Regions from separate parts of the Mus musculus genome. Here region 2 is linked to region 1. A link is a loop called in an ENCODE intact Hi-C map of the cell type or tissue named here. Cell type or tissue: left cerebral cortex. All regions are shown on one strand. Links, peaks and the distances in the headings refer to the core of each region. The heading gives the core; the rest is flanking DNA.

Region 1 (7,954 bases), core at 1,964-6,963:
TTTTATGTCCCAGTGGATGAAGTATCTCCTCTTCCATGTCTCCATGGCTTGCTTGTTTGTTCCTGTGTCACAGGGGCTTTGGCTTGGAGATGTTCGAGATCAAGTGTGGCTTTGGGTCATTTACTGCATCCCCTGCCTGTTGGCAGTTGACCTCAGACAAATAACAAAAGAATCAAGTAAGTGATCTAGACGCCCTTGGAGCCAGCCCTGGTTGAACTAGGCTGTCAAGGTGAACGAGCTGCCATGTATTTATTCTGCTTTATTCCATAGGGTCTATCAATTTCTGTGATTTTTCTTTTAATGGAGCAAGGTTTAATGTTTAAATAAATACTAGAAATCAGCACCATTCCCTCAAAACTTTGACTCTCAAAGCATTGGGATGGTTGAATCCAGCCTGTGGAGGCATGAGTGTTACCACCTGGGTGCTTCTCCACCTTGCTTTCTCCTGTCTATTGGCACAAACACACATTAACAGGGATTCTAAAAAATATAAAGAATAAATTTTCCTGGCATCCAGCTGGGAATGAGAACTTTACAGACTAGTTCTCACCTCTGCTCAAATCTCTGTCTTTTAACTATGGAAATGAAATCCCAGAAAAACCACTGGACAGAGTAGAGATTACACAATTGAAAGGGAGTGGTGTTCACTGGCAGCTGGATTGCCTGGCTCAGAAAGTAAATCAATTTCATCTTGTTAGCGCAGGAGACCAGTGGCCCAGGGCTATAATTGGATGCTTTTTGAAAACTGCCTGTCTGAGCTCCGGTGCAGTTTTATGGAGAAGGCGTTCAGCTCTTGCTCCGGTTTTCCAGGTGGCTCCTGAGGTTGCTTTCATGAGCTTAGGGCACTTCATTTTACTGAACAAAAGCTAAAACAGCAACCCCACATAAGAGGGCCCTCCTCATTGGCGTGCTTGTCGGGAGGGTAGTGGGGAGGACTCTCGACCCAAGATTCATGGGTACCACATTAGGAACTCTTGTCATTAGGGCAGGTAAGTGGCACAAGTGTGAGGCTGCTGGTCACCTGGCATCTACATTCTGGAAGCAGAGATTAAAAACTTGTGTTCAGCTTATTTCTTGTTTTCTCAGTCTTAGATTCCAGCCCATGGCATGGGGTCACCAGTGCATTTAATACACACCCCCCACCTCAGTTAATTTACTCAATACAATCCCTCACAGAATTTCTCAGAAATGTGCTGAATAATTCTAGACCCTGACAAGCTGACAATGTTACCTCTCTGGGCATCTAAGATAAAAGCTCCCCAAATCAAGTGAGAAAGGCTGAGACTACTGTCATGGAAGGCCAGCATCCTGAGCACCATGAGCACCAGGCGGCAGCAGTGATGCCATTAGCCCATTTGATAGAGGGATAGAGCTTCCGAGATGTCACACAAGCCACTTGAGATTATATAGCTTGCACCTTACCAAACCAACATTCCTCTGCAGGTGCACCTCCTTCCAGAGGTCTTTGCAGTCAGCCTGCTTGTCCCTTGCCCCAAGCCCCAACTCACTGCTCTCATTTCCACTACTGTGGCCTTCTTGTGGCCACAATGGAGACACCAGCATTTGTTTGTTTAATATGACTCAGAAGTGGAGCTCAGGGAAGGATCCACAGCCCACAGAAGCAGGTACATGGCTGTGATCCGTTTGTCCAGTAAAGAGGCAGCTGAAGAGGAACTGGGCAGCCACATTACGCATCAAGTGTCATGATTAGCAAGGCAGATGTCATTTTAAACAGGATGTTTGCCTTCTTCAATGGGATAGGATCTGCAGCCTCCAGTGTGGCACCCTCTGTCCTCGAGTAGGAGAACCCTAGGCATACTGACTGTTGTACTTATTCATCTAACCCTCCCACTGCCCAGGGCCTAGCACTAGAGTCCAGACCCCAGTACTCCCTGTCTGCCACATCCCTACAGATTAGTCTCATGAACATGGGTTCCAGACCCCCACTATGATAGGAACTGTGGCTCCTGGCTGCCTGCTAAGCTCAGACTTCCTTTTCTTAGATGGCAGCATTCTTGGTGCTGAGAGAAGTGTTGTGGTTAGGAATCTTTGCAGCTGTGTGGCCACTGTATAGTGCTGCTGTAGTCAGTGGTGGCAATTTATGCAGTTGATCCCCTGATGAGCTGAGGGCTGCCAGAGTGTGGCTGTGACCTGCTCAGTAGTATTCACTCTTCAAAGATGCCCTGTACCACAGCTTTTAAGGCCTGATTGTATCACTACATCCAGGATACTCACAGCCAACCTGGCTTTGCTGGCTGCCTCCTACCCTTCCCTAATAGGGGCATAATGTGTCACTGTGGACAGCTACCCACATGGTCTTTCTGGGTTTGCTTCTAGGAAGGGCCAGTCCCCAGGTACTGGGCTGTGGGAAGTTCTTGCCGAGCCTTACTTTTGTCATCTATAAGATGGGATAATTGCACCCACCTCATGAAATGGTTAAGAAACTTAAGTGAGATAGATACAACATTGATGAGGTACTTCCTAGGCAAGTGGCTGAACCTCTCTGAGACAGTTTCCTTCCGTGATTCCCAAGGAGATGTTGTTATGGAGGGTACCAGTGCTCCCGACACCCAAGGAATCCTAGGAAGGGATGTTGTAAATACCCCACAATGCATGTGAATCTACACCATAAGGAATTACCCCATCCAAAATGTAACAGCGCCGAGTCAGGAGGTGCTGAGTGTCTTCCAAAGAACTGTGGAAGAATGCTGTTGATGCCATGGGCTGAGCTGTCCAGAAAGGGCACCTGCCCTCCAGCTGGGGCAATGAAGGTCTTCTCAGAGCACCCCACACCCTGCTTGGAGAAGGGGAGGTCAAGGGAGTAGCCAGCCAGGCTTCCAGTTCCCCATCTTACAGTGAACTGAGGTGGGAGGAGGGCACCTTACCTGGGAACTGGTTCCTGCATCTCTCCCTAGTGTAGCTATGCCGGTGCTGGGGTGCTAGTGAGGCTGTGGTCAGTATTGTTAGGATGGGCACTGTGACCCTCCTCCCATAGATATTCACAGGCCTAACCTTCAACATTGAGTGGTTAAATAAAACAGTGTCTTATTCTAATGTTGGCTATCATTTCTTTTATTGTTTCTGAGCCCTTTTGCTAGTAAGAGTGCTGCCTTGACCTTGGAAATGGCCTTCGTTTTTGCAAGTGGCTTAAGTTTTATCCTTCCTCGGGCCCTAGGGGGCAGAGACACAGAAGATCCTCAAAAGTAAAGCTCAGATCACATGACCCAGAGGCAGTGTGTGTTCCCTATACAGGTACAAGCCCCCAAGGCACACACAGAATTTTACAAGCGTTCTGACCCCAGAAAGCCTCTATCTGATGCAATGATATGGTTTCAGCAGAGTCCTGTGCTCTCGTGCCCCCAGGCCCTATTGCCTTGTGACTTAGTTAGGAAAGGAAGAGAGAGAGTTGGTGTCATTCCTCTCTGGACCAGCATTCCTCTGCACTCTGGGAGGCCTGCTCATTCACTGGGCCAGTTGTTCCTCTCCTACACCAAAGCCACCAGTTCATGCAGACCCTCTGTCTCGCTGAGATCGGCAGCCAGCTCAGGGCTCAGTAAGACTTTAGTCTACATCTGGAATTTTCTTTTTTTCTTTTTTCTTGTGTGTATGTTTGCATGTATATATCCTCATACATTTATGTGGGTCCGAGGACACCCTTGGGTGTTGGTTCTTGCCTTCCACTTGATTTGATCCAGGGCCTCATTACTGTTTTTCCACGTCATGTGTAGACTAACAAGATTCTGGGATTTTCCTGCCTGTGCCTCTCATCTCCCCATTGGAAAGTGCTGGGTCTAGGAAGACTATACATGTCTGGCTCAGGCTCTGGGGATTTGAACTCGAGTTCTCAACTTGTGTGGCACTGCGTGACTTTACCAGCTCTCCATCTGGTGTTTTCTAAAGCACCCACTGCTCTTGGCCTTGTGGGCTGGGCCTTTCACACTCAGGCCTGTGCTAGCCAAGGCCAAGGCCACTTCTGCTTGCCCTGTGGACACCATTGTCAGTTGTGGCTGTGACTGACCTCTAGGTGGCAATGGCTGCCTGCTCTGTAGGTTCCTCTGCCATCCCAGAAAGAACTTATCTCTCTTCGTGCAGCACAGTAGCCAGCACTCCTAAATTATTCCCTCTGTAAATTTGGTTAACACCCTTTGCTCCCTTTGTCTCAGTCGATAAGTTTCAAACTCCAAATTTTCACTGTGTGAGTAGCAGGTGACCTCATTCCCATGTGTCCTGTAAACTCTGTGCAGAGGGTGAGGGGAGGGTCCCACAAGATCTCTTCCTTGGCAGGCAGCATCAGCATGGGCAGACATAGCTTCGGCAGGTAGGTACCAGCAGGGACCCTGCTAATTCCATCTGTCTGCTTCCTGCCCGCATCCTTGTCTTCCTGAATCCCTCTCTCGTCCGTTCATCCATCTCCCTTCCCACCAACTACCTCCAGGGATGTATTGCTGCCAGGAGCACCAAACACCAGTCCTTTCTCCCCATTGTCTGGAAGAGGTCAGAGGCATTTGCACAGTCACACATGCAGCAGATGTCAGTGTGCCCATTTGTTCATTCCCTTTGAAAGGCATCCATTGAACATCTGTCACTGGCCAGGTATGGCCAGGGTTCTGGACGGTGGAGAATAAAATTTGTAGACTGGCATTTTAGAAGAGAGAAGGCAGAAAAGTCAGTAAATAAGCATGGTGTGGACTCATGAAGCCAAAAGGAAGATAGGGAGTAAGACAGAAGGAATGTTAGGTGGGGATGCCACTAAAGCTTCCTTAAGGTGGGGGGAGTAGAGTGTGGAAGAGCCATGGGAGCCATGTGGGCAGAGTCTGGGGAATGTGCAGGGTTTTGAGGCAAGCTAAGGATGGAGAGGCCCTGTATGTAGACACAGGCAGAAATGCCTTAGGAAGATGCCTAGCAGGGGAAGGAGAACAGGGGTTTCAGTGGACTACTTAGTCTGGGCATGACCAGGACCTGGGCCTAGGCTTTCAGGGCTGCAGGGAGGGGTGCCAAGGCAAGTGAGGGTGAGTGAGGTTGGTACTGATGCAGAACTCTATTAGTACAACTGGGGTCCACCCTGGCATACATGATCAGGCAGGGATCTGCTGGACTTGGCTGTAGACAGAGAAACTCTGCTTTCCTCTTTTAAATGTCAAATATTCATATAGGCCATGGTTTGAAAAAGGATTTGGTTGCTTGGAAACAGGCATGGAAGTAGGGCACCTGAAGATTTCTGAAGCTAAAGGTAGCTATTAAATGCATGGCATTTTCTGTCAGAGTTGGCTCTCTGGGCCTTAGTTTATTCATCTGCAAAATGGGGATAGCAGTCATCTTTTGTGGGTATGTGTGTATGTGATTTGCATTTCTCCTCCTTTTAGCCCAGAACCCCTCCTTTAGAGAGAAATGGAACTCATTCAACAAGATGGAGGCTGGGAGGGAGGCAGCATAAACATAGTAGAGATAAACCTTGTGCTCTGAGATCCACAGACCTGAGTATAGAGTCACCACAAGCTCGTCTAGAAGCCTCTCTGAGCCTTGGTCTTCCCTGCATCGTTCTGAGAGGATTAAATGAGACATGGGAAATGGCAAGATGGCAAACAAAGAGCATATCATAATCCGGCAGACACACTCTGACTTTATATACTTAGGCCTAGTGGAGCCCAGTGTATCTGTCAGCTACTGCCATAGTGATGTGGCACAACAAACAGCCCACCAGAGCATCTTGCATGTCCTTGTTCACATATGTGTGGACTCGCCAGCCCGGGACTTAGCTGATCTAGGCTGAGCTTATCACTAGGCTGTGGTGGGATAAGGTCTCCCACACCTCTTATCCTTTGTGTCTTGGACCAGGAGCAAGTCCACTTTGACTGCAAAGGCGCTTCCCAGTACTCTGACATTCTATGGGCCAAAGCGGATAATGTAGCCAAGGTCAGATGCACATTCTATTTCTACTAGGAATCCAGAGTTGCATGCAAGCAGCCTGAGTGTATGAGCTCACTGGGTGTGGTATGAGTGTTGGGGACCAGCTATGGTTCCACGTCCTCTACTCCTTCCAGGTGTCCAAGTGCTGTTGCACACCAGGTTGAAAGGATGAAGTGGAGTCTGGAAAAGGTGGGGTCTACAGGATTCTGTTTGGCTGGGAGCGGGGAGCTTCTCCAAGGAAAGTCTTCCCTGAGATTTTAGTGTTCCTCTTCTTTTAGATGATACTTAATAAAACTGTTCTCTGAGACAATCGTAAGTGAAATAGCTTGTACAATACACTTTATTTGGGGTGACAAGGCTATATATGAATCGTAGAGAGGGGAAAGGAGTTTTCATGGTGAATGGAAATCATTGGCTAGAGTTTAAAGTACTAGGAATGCTTCTTTTGTATGGAGAGGCACCCCAGAAATTCCAGGTACTTCCTGGGTGGGTTCTTATCAGGAAAGAGGAAGTTGAAGGTTTTCCAAGGGCTATACAGTGTGTGTGTGTGTGTGTGTGTGTGTGTGTGTGTGTGTGTGTGTGTGTGTGTGTATGTGTGTATTGGGAAACCTATCTGGACATGGTAGACTTCGACCTTAAGTAGCAGGATTTCCCACCAACTGGGAACCTGGCTGTTAATTTATCCATCATAGTAGACAGATGGGAAAGTAAATCTACAAAGTGTAGACATCTTGCCTAAGCAAAAAGATGCCTAGGTGAAAGATGTAAGTAGCATTTCTTTCCTTTCAGAATGATACTTAAAGATTGATCTTTTTTGTGTATGTATGTGTCATTGAGGTCTTACTAAATTACAATTCCTAGCAGTCCTTATGTGTTCTATAATTCCATGAATGTTTATGTAGCCAATCTCCTGTTCAGGCTTATGTGTAAACCATGTGCACAGTCTCTGTAGAGCAACAAAAGACTATCTCTGGTGATTCCGGACAACCTTGCATCTCACAGTGTTCTGGGCTGCAGAGAATATACAATTCAGCTTCGTGTAGATGGCCTGTTAGCACAGTCAGAATCCTGCCATTAAAACTTTCACAGTCAACACTCTCCAGATTTACACCCTCACCTTTCTTTTCTTGATAGGCTTTAGAAAGGACTAAATCACAGTTATTGGGTCTCGGATAACACCCAAGCATCCCACATCAGTGTCTCTGTGTTCAGAGACAAGAACACTGACCTGAAGTGAGGTGTGGCCTGGTCATGATGCTTTCGAGTTCAGCCACGTTTAGCTGCCAGATGAGTTGGTGCTAAACTTACTGAGAGCCTTCTAGTTTTTAGAATGTTGCCATTACCTTTTTCAGACTTTGTACAGCTCAGACTGGGCTCAAACCCTCAACCTCTTGCCTCAACCTCCAGAGTGCTGGGATCACCTACTCTTGACTTGCTTCATGGATTTTGAGCTGAAGTGTTGGAAAGAAACTGGGGTTTTAGTGGTTTTGCTATTACTTGGTGATGCCATCCAGGATGAGACAGGGTGTTTGTCCCTGCACCTTTAGCATAGGCCCCATCTCCAGGAAGAGCCCTCCATTACTGTTAGCCCATAGCCATGTGGTTTGAAGATAAAGCTAGTCTGTTGGCTGCTGCATCTGGACTCACACATGAACCTCAGCTAGACTATCAGAAGGCCTCGGAAGGGTGTTCAGGAAGAGCTTGTGCTGGACATCCCACAGGGCTACTTGGTCATCTGAAGATGGGCTTCTGGTGCCCTCTGTATGTCTTGTCAGGATTTCCAAAACACAGGGGATGTTGGGGGCTCTTCTGGAGTTAGAAGGGCCCAGGCTAGATCTCCATTTTCTTCCAGAGGCTCTGGGTCCCTATCCCTAATGTGAAATTGTGGTCCCAGAGAGTCAGAGTAGGGTTGAGTCCAGTGGAAAAGGCTATAAATTGGGTATGCAGGTTGGATTCTCAGAAGCTCTGGGCGTGGCCCTGGCTTGATAGAACTTCCTTACTGTGGGTCTAAGATAATCTGTCAGTATGTGTACCTAAGGTCTTTCTA
Region 2 (7,954 bases), core at 953-5,952, 490 kb after region 1:
AGATCTAGCTATCAAGAAAGCAATGTTAAAGCATGAAAATTGATTCTTTCTCATGAGCCAATCTACATGGGCCATTAAAATCCAAAGATCTAGCTGTCTTGCTCCACAAGAATCCATTAGAGTTAGTTCTGCCATAGCCTGCGTTCAATGACTTTACATTGAGGGACTGCATACTTGCAGTTGGCCAGGCTGTGGGGCTGGGGAGTATTTATACCATGGTAGTTGGCAGGTGTTGCCACCATGTCATTTTTTATCATTTTGATAGCTAGTTGTTAGGTTTATCGATATACCACTGATCTAACGCATGTGTCATAAAATGTGCCCAGACTGGGTGGGTGGAGCATTGTATGTCCTGGAAGGGACATGCCTGATCTGTTCATTCACCCTCTTTACTATGTGGAGACTAGGAACGAAACCCTCTAAGGGTTTAGTATTCTATCCAAACCTTGGAGATGAAAAGTACTTACCTGTTTCCCTAATTCCGTGACTTAAATGACCTGCCCCTGTTCAGGTATTCACCTGTGTTCTGGAGCTTCTAGGTTCATGTGCTATCTATCATGCAGTAGGTTTTAGGTTCCATGGACTTTGGTCATGTGCATGTTAAAGGGGTGAGAGATGAGACATGAAGTAAATGAGAAGAGGCTGCTCTCACTAACTGACTTTAGAAATTGTCATTTAGTGTCTTTAAAAAAAAAAAACCCAATAGGTTTAGTGATACTTGAAATTTATGCCCAAACTGGCCTTCAGCTGACCCCAGGTCTTGCTTTGGACAGATAAGGACAGCAGAAGCCACCACTAAGTGGATTTTGCTCTTTTTAATTAGGCATATAGTGCCAAAAATAAGTTTCTTTCATTAGTGAAAATGAGGCTCCTTCATCAACTTTCATATTATACAAAGGAAGAAGGGAAAAAAATACAGGCAACTGTGTGTAGGGGGGGAAACCTAGGCAAAGTAAACAATTATTTTGATTTATTGATCCCTTAGAGAAGACAGAGCTTTTGGCAGAACACAGAGCATCTCTCTTAATTAGTGTCATGATTTTGGGGCAGTTATTAACAACACTGTTTCTCTAGCTTTGTTGTTTCTGTTAATGTCAGCTATGTTCCCTGCTCTCCTCACTGTAAGCAGAGGACTACTTTTGAGGGAGTAGAGTTAACAAAGACTCTTGGTCTCTAGTCAGGAACTCACAGAAGGACATTGATCATAGCATAGGAGAGTTCTGGGTGCAGCCTTCATTTTTCAAGCCTCAGTTTGAATACTTAGTGAGCCTACTAAGCCTGGGCTTGGCTAGCTCACCTATGAAGTGGAATACTTGCCTTCATAATTGGCAAGAGGGTTAAAGATGAGGTGTGGAGCATGTTGTATGGTCATATGACAAATGAGTCATACCAGTGACTAGACATGGATTTCTGCAATTGGCTGACAGATGCAGAGTCCATTAACCCAGGAGTGAGGAGTGTGTGTGTGTCTAACTTCTGTTGACTGTCTCCAAAGGATGAGTGACTGACTACCTTTAGTTCATTTCAAATCTATGTAAAACACCCAAGATATTGACAACATTCCTCTTGGTGGAGGTGCAGAGAGCTGCAATAAACAATAGGATAAACTATGCACAGTCACTGAGCATTTAATATCTGTGACAATAAAATCCCAGCGTGGGGTGGGGGTGATACTTACTGAGCACCTACCATGTGTCAGCTCTTGCTATGGGCTTGGAAGTATTTTCAGTAACTAAAATAAACACACAAATAAAAAAACCCAACAAAACAAACAAACACAAAGCCTATCCATCCCCATGGGTCTGTGTCATAACCTGCCATACCAGGAAAAACCAGTGAAGCTGGCAACACTGGATGCCACAGTGTCTTAGTTAAAGGCAATTTTATTGATTTTTTTCACTCACCACTGAAGTCCACCAGTAAGACATTAGCGGCATAGCTGCTGAAGCCAATGCTGATGGAGCTCAGCAAGTGAGAAAGCATCTCACCCAACGCTTTGAGGTAAGGTTATCACACCTGAGATTCAGAGCAGTTAGGAAAATTGTTTAAGATCATGCAGCTTCATGGTGACAGAATCAGGTTTCAAACACAGATGTGTCTGCCCTGAACTTGTAACGCTCTTATCTGTGACTGATGAGAGACATTTGGCCTGAAGTTTCAAAGGTGTCATCCTATCATGTTTGGGAGGGTGTGCTATGATATGATGATAAAGGCAGAGGGACAGTCTTTCAAACAGTCCTTCACTCTACATTCTGGGATAGGTTCCTGGTCAAGATATCTGGAGAAATGCCTATCTTAATTTTAATTTGCTGGGACAGGAGGAATGTCTAATCTTACTGAGTTCCTGGAACCTGTTATTGCTCTAAAAATCTCCTTTTAAAAAATGAATGAATGTATAAGGATGTGCCCTTGATTGCAATTGATCTCTCTGTAGAAGGTGCAAGAGACTTTGGTTATTGAGCACAAAGGACCAAATGAGGCTTAATCTCCATTGCCAACTTAATTGATTTGAAAGATCCCTAGGAAATTAGGGAAGTGTATCTCAGGGCTCCTCTGTGAGGGTGTTTCCAGAAGCAGAATGAGGAATCCGACCCCATGAAGGCATTAATCCCTTGATGAGTTCACATTATAATGGCTTTATTGGTGAGAGGTCAGAGGAAGGACCTTGTTGAAGGAAATAGGACACTGGGAACATAGCTTTGGGGTGCATCTTGTCCTCAGGTACCCCCTTTTCTGTCTTTATTTCCATACCATATTATATCATACCCTTCCCACTATGATGAACTGACACTTTGGAAATGTTAAGCAAAATAAGGCACCCATTTTTATGCCTTGTACATTACACGTTTCTTTTTAAGTGGTAAAAACTAATAGGAACAGCAATGTGCATTGTTTGGCTGAGATACTGTGGTCTTTGAGCAACAGTTAGTAGATCAGTGAACCATGCTCTGATGCTATAGAAAAATGGCAGTGAAATAGTAAGCAGCTGGGCCAGATCAGGAAGCATCTTGGGCAGTGTGCTAAGGATACTGGGACTTTTTCCAAACCCCATGGGGAACCACAGAAGAAATGTTATATAAAGCAGATGAAGGGTAAGACAAGATTCTAGATAGAGCCTTCAAGAAGAAAGCTTTACCCGAGGTCAAACCACAAAATTCTTACAGAGTGGCAACTAGAAACCTTGGGCTGGTACGCACCTTCCAAGCCACCCTGAATTTTCTTTTGTTTCTTTTTTTCCTTTAAATTTTATAGTATTTTTTTCCCTTTATGGAATGATTTTCTCACATATTACAACCTGACTATGGCTTCATCTCCCTCAACTTCTCCCAGGTCCTTCTTGGCTCATCTAGATCCATTCACTTCCTATCTCATTAGAAGATGAATAGGATTCCATGAGATAATACTATAATATGTATAAAAATAGAATAGAATATACAATAATGGAAAAAAAACAAACAGAAGGAAAAGAGCCAAGCGAAGGCATAAGAATCAGAGGCTCACTTGTTTGCACACTCAGGAGTCCCATCAAAACACTAAACTGGAAGCGATTATATATACACAGAGGACCTGGTGCAGTCCTGTGAAGGCCAGGTGCTTGACATTTCAATCTCTGTGAAGTCATATGAGCTTTGCTTATGCTGATTTAAAGGGCTTTGTTTTCTTGGTGTCCTTTATCCCCTTGGCTATTATGTTCTGCCTCCTCTTGCTTAGGATTCCATGAGATCTGAGGGGAAAGATTTAATGGAGACATCCCATTTAGGACTGAGTGTTCCAAGATCTCTCACTCTGCATAATGCCTGGGTGTGGATCTCTGTATTTGTTCCCTTCTGCTGTGGAGGGAAGCTTCTCTAGTGATGGATGAGCAAGACACTGATTTTTAAGTATAACATTTCATTTTTTCCCTAGGTCCCTGGGCTATCTAGTCTCAGGTTCTTGGTCATGAAAGTATTTTAGGGTTTGGGTTCCATCTTGTGGAGTCAAATCAAATACTGGTTAGTTACTCCCACAAACTTTGGGCCACCATTGCCCTAGTATATTTGGAAGGCAGGACAGCATTGTAGATCAAAATGATTATGTCTAGTTTGGTGTTTACATTTCTCTTTTGGTAGTATGCAAAGTAACTTCCTTTACCAAAGAGACTAGGACATAAAGATGAAGGCTCTATGTAGGCACCAGCTCAACTTCTCTATGTTCAGTGAGCTACATAGATGTTGTCTTGAGCCTTGCTATCTGTTTGTGGAGAGGAACTTATAGTCTTGACAACAGCCTGGATTGTTTGGGGGTTTCCATGAGGTATCTTTGGCCAACAACTCAATTAGATGTAACCAAAGCTTGATACTGGAAGCCTCATTTGGTGACAACAGATGTCCTGTTGAGGATCTGTCTCCCTCACTACTTGGTGATTTGGTTTGATCGCCTTCATACATGTATATATTTTAGGAAGCTTCTACTATGTTATGTTCCCATGCCTCCTCTCACATTGCCCTTAATTTTAGCTGCTCTCCCTGCATTCCTTCTCTCATCCCCCTTTTCTGTCCCCTTTCCCACTTGATCCTCCTACTTCAGCCAAACCCAACTATCCTTAGCTATCTATTCTATTTCCCTTCTATAATGAGATCCATCTGCCCTCCTTACTCTCTACCTAACCTCTGTGGCTCTACAGATTGTAGATAATGCCCTCATATAAGTGATTACATATCATACTTGTCTTAGATGCTTTTTATCCACCAATTAACTTGCTCCTTTTAAAAAAATTAACAGCTGAGCAATACTTCATTGTGGAAATGTATCACTTTTTTACAAATCCATTCTTCTGTTAACGGACATCTAAGTTGTTTCTGATTTCTGGCAACTGCAAATAAAACAGCAAGGAACATGGTTGAAAAAGTATCTCTATGATAAGATGAAGTGTCCTTTGGGTATATGCTCAAAAGTGGTATGGCAGGGTCTTGAAGTCATTCAGTCTCCGTATTCTTAACTATCCCACTGATTTCCATGTAGCTGCTCAAGTTTGCACTCCCACTAGTAATGGAGGAGCCTTCCCCTTACTACACATCCTACCAGCATGAGCTGTCGCTTGTGTTATTGATCTTAGCATTCCCTGATGGCTAAAGATGTTGAACATTTCTCTAAGTGTTTTTCAGCCATTTGAGTTTCCTTTTTTGAGAATTCTAGTTAGATTTGTACCCCATTTTAAAAATTGGGTTATTAGTTTTCTTTATTTCTAGTTTCTTGCATTCTTTATACATTTTAGATATTATCCCTATATCAGATGTGTAGTTTGTATAATTTTTCCCATTATATATGCTGCAACTTTGTCAGAATAACAGTGCTTTGCCTTGCAGAAGCCTCTCAGTTTCATGTGGTCCTGTTTATTAATTGTTGATCTTTGTGCCTGTGCAGAAAGTTGTCTACGGGCCAATGCATTCAAGGCTATTCACCACTTTATTTATCAGGTTCAGTGTATAGATTTTATGTTGAAGTCTTTTTTATGTTGAAGTGTACTTCTGGCTTTTTTTTAAATTAAAAAGCAAGTATCCATAGGTGTATAAAGTTATGTCTAGGTCTTCAGTTCTATTTCATTAATCAACATGTCTGTTTTTTGAGTCAACACCATGCTGGTTTTATTACTATAGTTCTGTAGTACAACTTGAAGTTAGGGATAGTGATACTTCCAGCAGTTTCTTTATTATTTTAGTATTGTTTTATCTATCTTGTTTTTTGTGTGTGTGTGTTTCCATAAGAAGCTGAAAAATGTCTTTTAAAGATCTGTGAAGAATTGTGTTGGAACTTTGATGGGGCTGCATTAAATCTCTAGGTTACTTTTGATAGGATGGCCAGTGTTGTTATGTTAATCCTAGTGATGCATGAGCACGGGAGATTTTTCCATCTTCTGAGATCTTCTTCAGTTTCTTTCTTCAGTGACTTAGAATCTTTACCATACAAGTCTTTTACTTGCTTAGTAACATTTATCCCACAAGATATTTTATATTACTTGCAGCTACTGGAAAAGGTCAACATCCTGATTTCTTTCTCGGCCCATTGATCTTTTGTGTATAGGAAAGCTACTGATTTTTGTTCGTTGCCTTTATACCTAGCTACTTTAATGAAAGTGTTTATCCATTGTAACAGTTATTAAAAATGGGATTTTTAGGGTAACTTACGTATACTTTCATATCATCTACAAGTAAAGATACTTGTACTACTTCCTCTTCAATTTGTATACCTCGATCTTCTTCTTTTGCCTTACTGCTCTCGCTATGATTTCAAGAACAATATTGAATAGGTATGGAGAGTAGACAACCTTGTCTTGTTCCTGATTTTAGTGTAGTTGCTTTGAGTTTCTTCCCATTGAAGTTAATGTGGAATTAAATCTTGCTACAACCTGCCTTTACGGTGTTTACGCATGTTCCCTGTACCCCTAATCCCTCCTGGACTTTTAATATGAAGGGGTATTGGATTTTGACAAAGGCCTTTTCTTTTCTTGATCATCTCTAGTGAGATGATCATGTGGTATTTTTGTTTTTCACTTTGTTTATGTGGTACTTTTACATTGTTGATTTCAGTTTCCATGAGTTTGTAAGCTTTTCTGTTGTATCTACTGTTGTTGATATTCAGTTTTAGTCCATTGTGGTTAGATAGGATGCATGGTGTTACTTCAATTTTTTTTTTTTTTATTTATCTGTTGAGGCTTGATCTTTGGAAAAAGTTTCATGAGGTGCTTACAAGAAGATATATATTTTTTTCTGCTGAGGTGAAATGTTCTGTAATTATGTTAGGTCCATTTGGTTTACAAAATCTGTTACTACAGCATTTCTCTGGATTCAGTTTAGTTTTTGTCTGGATAATGTCTATTGGCAATTGTGTGGAATTGAAGTCTCTCACTATCAGGATGTGAGAGTCAATGTGATTTAAGCTTATAGTAGTGTTTCTTTTATGAACTTGGGTGCCCTTGTGTTTGGGAGATAGATGTTAAAAATTAAAATGGCCTCTTGGTTGATTTTTTTTTCCTTGATGAGTACATAGTGTCCTTTTCTATCTCTTCTGATCAATTTTGCGTTGAAGTCTACTTTGTCAGATACTAGAATGACTACACCAGCTTGCTTCTTAGGTTCATTTGCTTGGAATATCTTTTTTTCCACATTTTTACCCTGAGGTGATGTCTATCCTTGATATTAAAATGTACTTCTTGGATCCAGCAGAAAGATGGATCCTGTTTTTGTTTGTTTGTTTTGATTGTTTCTTCGTTTGATCTTTTAGTCTGTGTCCTTTTATTGCGGATTGTGACTATTTATGTTGAAAGATATTAATGAGCAGTGTTTGTTGATTCCTGCTATTTTGTTGTGGTGGTGGTGATGGTGGAGGTGGTGGTGGTGGTGGTAGTGGTGGTGGTGGTGGTGGTGGTGGTGGTGGTGGTGGTAGAGGTGGAAGTGGAGGAGGTGGTGGTTATGATGTGTGTGTTTGTGTGTGTGTGTGTTTTTAGTCTTCACTTGCTTGTCTGGGATTGTTTATTTCCTGTCTTTTCTTGAGTATGGTTAACTTTTTTAGATTGGAGCTTTCCTTCTAGTTCTTGCTACAGAATAGATTCATTAATAGATATTGCTTAAATTTGGTTTTATCACGGAATGTCTTATTTTTTCCATCTATTGTGATTGAAAGTTTTGCTGGGTATGATAGTCTAGGCTGGCAACTATGATATCTTAGAATCTGCAGCACATCTGTCCAGGCCCTTCTGGCTTTTAGAGTTTCCATTGAGAAGGAAATTCTAAAATGCCTGCCTTTATATGTTACTTGGTCATTTTGCCTTGCAGCTTTTATATTTGTTCTTTGTTCTGTACATTTAATGTTTAGATTATTATGTGGCAAAGGGAATTTCTTTTTTTTTTTTTCTGGTCTAGTCTATTTGGTGATGTATGTGTTTCCTATATCTTTATAGTCATCTCCTTCATTAGGT

What was found. Peaks named below come from ENCODE experiments on the same cell type or tissue, not always from the same donor. Only the 100,000 strongest peaks of a DNase experiment are listed, where the experiment ranks them.
Region 2: a loop joins it to region 1, with 2.7 times the contacts of the local background. A loop is called at or near these places in 15 of 42 quality-filtered maps.

Annotation. Positions count from the first base shown.
Region 1 is chr16:11,693,890-11,701,843 of GRCm38, forward strand. All of the region lies in intron 18 of Snx29 (sorting nexin 29), which reads left to right. Among named protein-coding and RNA genes, the nearest start is that of 4833415N18Rik, 82 kb to the right of the region's middle. In left cerebral cortex, for the core only: a CTCF peak has its summit at 4,017 (motif pointing right); a DNase peak (open chromatin) is centred at 4,016.
Region 2 is chr16:12,186,948-12,194,901 of GRCm38, forward strand. The region is part of intron 2 of Shisa9 (shisa family member 9); the gene reads left to right. Among named protein-coding and RNA genes, the nearest start is that of Shisa9, 210 kb to the left of the region's middle. In left cerebral cortex, for the core only: no CTCF peak of the experiment used is centred there; a DNase peak (open chromatin) is centred at 3,010.